Linked DNA regions of Homo sapiens: region 2 is linked to region 1. Evidence: chromatin contacts called from ENCODE Hi-C or POLR2A ChIA-PET data. All regions are on one chromosome and are shown on one strand. The core of a region is the stretch at or near the end of the contact, and the rest is flanking DNA. Distances in the headings are between cores, read along the strand shown. Region 1 overlaps CD9 (CD9 molecule). Region 2 has its middle 14 kb from the start of CD27.

Region 1 (3,234 bases), core at 506-3,005:
CCTCTTTTTTTTTTTTTTTTTTTTTTTTGAGATGGGGTCTCTGTCACCCAGGCTGGAGTGCAGTGGCGCAGTGTCAACTCACTGCAGCCTTGACCTCCTGGATTTAAGCCATCCTCCTTCCTCAGCCCCCCAAGTAGCTGGAACTACAGGCGTGTGCCACCATTCCCAGCTAAGTTTTTGTATTTTTTAGTAGAGACTGGGTTTTACCATATTGCCCAGGCTGGTCTCCAACTCCTGAGCTCAAGCATTCCGCCCCCCTCTCAGCCTCCCAAAGTGCTAGGTCAGGTCAGAGGCCTGACCATCAGCCTCTGAGTGTATTCTTTTAAAAAATTGTTTTTCTAGAGTTCGGGGAGGTTTGAGGAGAAGTCCAGTCTCATGCATAACAGCGAGCTGGCCTAGGGAGCACAGCCGGCTGCAGAATTCAGGGGGGAGGTTCTTACCAGGAGTGCCCTGCTGCAGGTTGTGGGAGCCTCTCACGGGCCCACTGAGTCACCAGGGCCTGTTACCAGAGGAGAGTTCACGCAGGCAGGGCCTGGGTGGTGGATGTGCATTTGGGAGCCAAACGCAGGTTCCAACTTGAGCCCTTTACCATGACTTCCTGGCTCAGTGGGTTCAGCACAGAGTTGTCCAGCCGTTCTCTCTCCTTTCTTACCTCTTCCTGCCTTCCCACCTCTCTGCATCCTCACCCTTAATGGTCACAATGCCGCATTTCCAGGGTGACCCCAGGTTCCCTCCCCGTGGCTCACAGTGCTGGTCAAAGCATTTGAGCCCCCAAATGCCCCACTCTCCAGATCGGAGTGTAAAGTAGTAGGTGCCAGTCCTGCTCCCTCGTGGGGCTGGGCAGTGAGCTCTCCCTAACACACACAAAGCACCTCCAGCTCAGAGGAAGCTCACACCTCCCATCCATGCCTTCAGGCTTTTCGGCACTGGCATTTAGAAAGCTATTCTCTGGATTCAGAACCCCCAGAGAGAGCTTTTCTCTGTCCTTCCTGATTATTGGTGTGTAAATGAAGGCCTAGAGTAGTGGTTCTTAAACTTGAGCGTGATGAGAGTCACCTGGGGAGGTGTTGGAAAACAGAGTGCCGGCCCAGTCCCACTCCAGTTTCACTGAGTGAGTCTAGGAGGGAACTGCGAATTTGCATGTCCAGGTTCCTGGGTCATCCTGCTGCTGGTCTGGGGTCATTTCGAGAGCTGCTGGACTGGCATAGAGAAGAGTTTCCTGGGTTGCCTTTGAAGATAAGAATTTCTGAAGGTTTGAGCACTGCCTTCAGACAGTGGCTCGGTAGAAGTCCCAAGAGCAGAAGTTGTCTGGAGAGGAGAGATGGCCCCCAGGATGCGCCTGACCAACCAGTCATACCTACAAAAGGGAGTTCTGGTTCTCTAGGGCTGTGATCTCTGGGGCTTTTCAACTTGGCTGTAGTAAAACTAAAGTTAGTAATATGCCCTGTTGTCATCTAGAAATTCCGCCATGAGCTATTACAGTAGTTTAGTTGGGACGCTTAAGGAGAGCAAGTCGTGGCAATTTCTTCTGCTGATTACAGCGGAGTTTTGGTTTTCTTGTTCCCGGTGTTTACTGTGTGGTGGAGCTGGATAAGGGAGCACCCCAAAGCCTCTAGTCCTGCCCAAGTGGCTTTGCCCTTCCAAAGACAACAGCCCCAGCCTTCATTTGGAGGTGGGAGAGGAGGACACAGAGAGGGTTGGAGGAGGCTGTGGGCATCGGGATCCTGTTTGTTCTTGCTGGCACTGCCTGGCCCGGCTTCCTGAGGAGTGAATCAGCCCATCCAAGGCTTGGCATGCAGTAGTGAGCCAAGGGTTGCCATGGAGATGGGCGAGGCCCAGAGCCCACAGGTCTGGGTGGCCTGACTTGTTTTTAAATGTTGAAGTCTGTGCGAAGAGGGAGGGCCTATCTCCACTTCTGTGGCTTTCTTAAAGCGTGACTGGTATTTTGGGGCCTGGAAAACTGCTGGTGTGGGAAACTTGCATCCCCAGTATTTGGTGTGTTGCTTACTTCCTGGGTGCTATGGACAACTATGACTAATGCTCTCCCAAGTTTAGTAGATGACAAAAACAAAAACCAGGGCTGACAAGCATCTTATTGAAGGAGGGTGATAAAGAGGCCAAGGTTTCCTCTCCTGCCCAACCCAGGAAAATCCCCTCTCTCTCTGTTATCTGCTGCTGTAATAACTCCTTTCAGCAGGGTTAATTTGCCCACGGAAGCAGTTTGTGATCCAAGGAAGGACAGAAGCCTAAAATCTGAGCCAACAGTCTCCCTTTAGCCTTCCTTCCCCACTTTCCTTTGGCCATTCCCATCCAGTCTTAGTGGAGCTCTGGATGGCAGTTTGCAGGTGTGAAGCAGATAAGTTTATCCATTTTCCTCCACTACCCAGCGCTCACACAGACTCCCACACAAACCAGGAAACAGAACCCCAGTGTCCTAAATTCCCCCGCTGCCACCCAGCCGCCTTCTCCGATCACAGGAGGACACAACAGCCGTCCACAGAGGGCCCATGAATTGACCCAGTGTCACCTCACGTCTTTCTCAGGGTTTATTATTATTGTCATTTTTTTTCCCTATGGAATCCGGCTGGCTGTAACACTTCACAGTTTTCAGAATGTTTTACATGCATCACTTTATTTAATCCTCTCCTTCAACCTACGTTGAAGGCAGGACAGGTATCATACTGTTTTTTTTCCACAAACGAGGACTGTAACGTTCAGAGAAGCTGAGGAAAGTGTGTAGTGTCAGAGAGCTCCTAGGTAGCAGTGCCAGAATTAGAGCCCAAGTTTATATCCATCACAGTCCAGTCATTCTCAACAGAGGCGTGCAATAGAATCCCTGGGAGCACAAAGAGTCCCCTGGGATTGCTGAGGCAGGTGCATGTTTAGAAATCCCCCAGGTAGGCTGGGTGCCATGGCTCACACCTGTAATCCCAAGCTTTGGGAGGCCAAGGTGGGTGGATTGCTTGAGCTCAGGAGTTCAAGACCAGCCTGAGCAACACGGTGAAACCCTGTCTCTACAAAAAAAATAAGAAAAAAAAAAATTAGCCATGTATGGTGGCTTCCACCTGTGGTGCCAGCTACTTGAGAGACTGAAGTAGGAGGATCGCTTGAGCCCGGGAAGCAGAGGTTGCAGTGAGCCAAGATTGTGCCACTGTACTCCAGCCTGGGTGACAGATTGAGACCTGTCTCAAAAAAACAAGTATTTTCCCAGATGATTCTGATGCCCACCCCATA
Region 2 (3,234 bases), core at 360-2,859, 210 kb after region 1:
TCTCTGCTCACTGCAAGCTCCGCCTCCTGGGTTCACGCCATTCTCCTGCCTCAGCCTCCCGAGTAGCTGGGACTACAGGCGCCCGCCACCACGCCCGGCTAATTTTTTGTATTTTTAAGAGACGGGGTTTCAGCATATTGGCCAGGCTGGTCTCCATCTCCTGACTTCGTGATCCGCCCGCCTTGGCCTCCCAAAGTGCTGGGATTACAGGCATGAGCCACCATGCCCGGCCCAAAATGTGAAATTTTTATGCATCAAAGGGCACTATTAAGAAGGTAAAAAGACAACCCACAGTATGGGATAAATTTTTTTTTTTTTTTTTCTGAGACGGAGTCTCGCTCTATCGCCCAGGCTGGAGTTCAGTTGTGCGATCTCGGCTCACTGCAAACTCTGCCTCCCGGGTTCCACACCATGCTCCTGCCTCAGCCTCCCGAGTAGCTGGGACTACAGGCGCCCGCCACAACGCCTGGCTAAATTTTTTTTTTTTTTTTTTTTAATTTTTAGTAGAGACGGGGTTTCACTGTGTTAGCCAGGATGGTCTCGATCTCCTGACCTCGTGATCTGCCCGCCTCGGCCTCCCAAAGTGCTGGAATTACAGGTGTGAGCCCCCGCCCCGGGCCAGAGAAAATATTTTCAAATCACTTATCTAGTAAGGTCTAGAATTCATAATATCAAAAAGAAAAAAAAAAAAACTCTTGCAACTCAGCAACAAAAGACACAAATAATTTAATTTAAACACGGGCAAAGGACTTGAACAGACATTTCTCCAAAGAAAATATACAAATGGCGATGAGCACATAAGAAGATTCTCAACATCATTAGTCTTAGTGAAATACAAATCAAAACCACAATAAGATACCACTTCACACCAACTAGGGTAGTTATAACTTTTTCAAAAATAGAAATGTATCTGTGATATTTGCACATCTTTGTGAATATAGTAAAAGCACTGAATTGCACATTTTTAAATGATGAAAATGATTCATTTTATCTCAGTAAAAGTCTAGCCACTGAATTGTACATTTTTAAATTATTAAAATGATTCATTTCATCTCAGTAAAAGTCAACAGGCACCAGGGATCCCTTCAGTTTGGGCTGGAGGTCAGTGCAGTTTGGGGGGTCATCAAATGCTGAAGCAGAAGGAGTTTAGGGGTCACGCAAGTCCCAGCTGCCGTGTGACAAGTGAGGTAAAGGACACACCCTCTGTGGAGGTCTGAAGTCCCCTGACATTAGTAAGGGAGGGACAGCAGAGATCTCCCCTGTCACCACGAGGCTTTTTTCAGCCCCCAGGGCAGATGGCAAGTGTATACCATGTTTGGCACCCCTGTGATTGGCAGAGGCAATGCAGGTTGGGTCTGGAGGACAAGATTGCTGTGGGGGAGAGCCAAGGGTGGACTTCAGAACACTGGTGGTGACATAAGGGTAAAAAGGCCTTGGTCACAAAAGAGGAAACACAAACAGCGCGATCATGGAAAGACGCTCAGCCTCCCCGGGAATGGGAAGAGTGCACACTGAAACAATGAGACAGCACTTTCCTCCAATGAGATGCTCAAAAACAGTTTGCTAATACGAAAGCCTGGCAGGACGTGAGGAAATATGTGCTATCATTCCACTGCTGGTGGGAGTGTGAATTGGTAGGGCCACTCTGGAGGGCAACTCGCCAGCATCTGTTAAAGTGAAAAATGTGCACACCCTGTGACTCAGCGATTCCGATGCCCCGCACTTATTCTAGAGAGACACTCCCACATGCACAGCGAAGTATGAGATGTTTATGCAACACCACTTACGATAGTGCATTGTTGGGAACAACCTAAGTATTCGGGAACCAGGAGAATGGCTAAAAAGCCTCTGCACATCCATTCTCTATTTAACGAAACGAGTAGTTCTAGAAGTATAAAATGAAATGATCTCCAAGACATATAACTGGATTAAAAGCACGAAAAGCAAATCGTAGGATACATACTGTATATCATTTATGGAAAGAACAAAACAAACACAAAAATACAACTGTGCTGGGGCCGATGGACAATTGTGCCTGGCAGGCTGAGTCATGAGGCCAGTTAACAAGCCTTTCTCTATCTGCAAAAAGAAGTACTTTAGAAAAGCAATATAAGAAGAACATGGACCAGGGGCAGTGGTTCATGCCTGTAATCTCAGCACTTTGAGAGGCTGGGGTGGAAGGATTTCTTGAGGCCAGGAATTTGAGACCAGCCTGAGAAACATAAAGAGACCCAGTCTCTACATAAAATTAAAAATCAGTCAGGCGTGGTAGTGTGCACCTCTGGTCCTAGATACTCTGGAGGCTGAGGTAGAAAGATCTCTTGAGCCCAGGAATTCGAGGCTACAGTGAGCCATGATTGTGCCACTGCACTCCAGCCTGGGTGAGTAAGCAAGGCTGTCTCTAAAACACAAAAAGAAGAAGAACATGGAACTGCCAGACTTGGGCTATTTCATTTCCCAGAGATAATTTTTTACCGAGTGGAGAGAAAATGGGTGGTTTGTTCCTTAGGCTCTATTTCTTGCTCTGTGCTAGAATTATCGCAGCTTTGTGTAAGATTTCCTTCAGCAAATATAGGTAGCCTGCGATGCCCCAAATAAGAAAGGAAAAGACAAAGTCAGATGTTACTGCTGTCGGTCATCTCAGGTATGAAAAAGAGAGGCAGGCCCCTTGCCAGGGAGAAGGAACAACCAGATGCTGTCCATGAGGCACTCTCCTACCTCTCCTAAGACAGGGGTCGCCCTTGCTCTGAAAAATTCAAGCAGAGAATCCTCAGGAGGAGTGGGGCCAAGAAATCAGAGTAAGAAATATTTGATTATTGCTTAATAACATTTTAAGTAGAAAATAAAATAATTTTTTAAAACAGGCTGGCCGGGCGTGGTGGCTCACGCCTGTAATCCCAGCACTTTGGGAGGCTGAGGCAGGTGGATCACGAGGTCAGGAGATCGAGACCATCCTGGCCAACATAGCAAAACCCCATCTCTACTAAAAATACAAAAATTAGCTGGGCATGGTGGCATGCACCTGTAATTCCAGCTACTCGGGAGGTTGATGCAGGAGAATCGCTTGAACCTGGGAGGCGGAGGTTGCGGTGAGGCAAGATCATGCTATTGCACTCCAACCTGGTGACAGAGCGAGACTCTGTCTCAAAACAAAAACAAAAACAAACAAACAAACAAACAGGCCGGGCATAGTGGCTTACGCCTATAATCCCAGCACTTCAGGAGGCCGAGATG

The links. A loop is a pair of places that touch in the nucleus more often than their neighbours do. ChIA-PET counts read pairs that join two places held with the same protein, here RNA polymerase II (POLR2A). Pooled maps may share reads with other maps.
Region 2: a map of PC-9 shows a loop between it and region 1 (13-fold over the local background). The contact joins two enhancer-like sites. A Hi-C loop is called at or near these places in 1 of 168 maps with a recorded cell type or tissue (PC-9) and 1 of 50 pooled maps. POLR2A ChIA-PET finds 5 or more read pairs at or near these places in 4 of 52 experiments (GM12878, H1, HEK293T and 1 more).

What each region holds. Positions count from the first base shown.
Region 1 is chr12:6,214,341-6,217,574 of GRCh38, forward strand. All of the region lies in intron 1 of CD9 (CD9 molecule), which reads left to right. Among named protein-coding and RNA genes, the nearest start is that of CD9, 16 kb to the left of the region's middle. RefSeq lists enhancers at 9-512, 513-1,014, 1,015-1,518 and a silencer at 843-1,137. Within about 2 kb of position 1,756, at least 24 of the 41 ENCODE cell types and tissues checked have a DNase peak (open chromatin) inside an H3K27ac peak, as active enhancers do; they include PC-9, where a contact is called at or near this core.
Region 2 is chr12:6,429,047-6,432,280 of GRCh38, forward strand. No RefSeq gene overlaps it. Among named protein-coding and RNA genes, the nearest start is that of CD27, 14 kb to the right of the region's middle. Within about 2 kb of position 1,610, at least 31 of the 41 ENCODE cell types and tissues checked have a DNase peak (open chromatin) inside an H3K27ac peak, as active enhancers do; they include PC-9, where a contact is called at or near this core.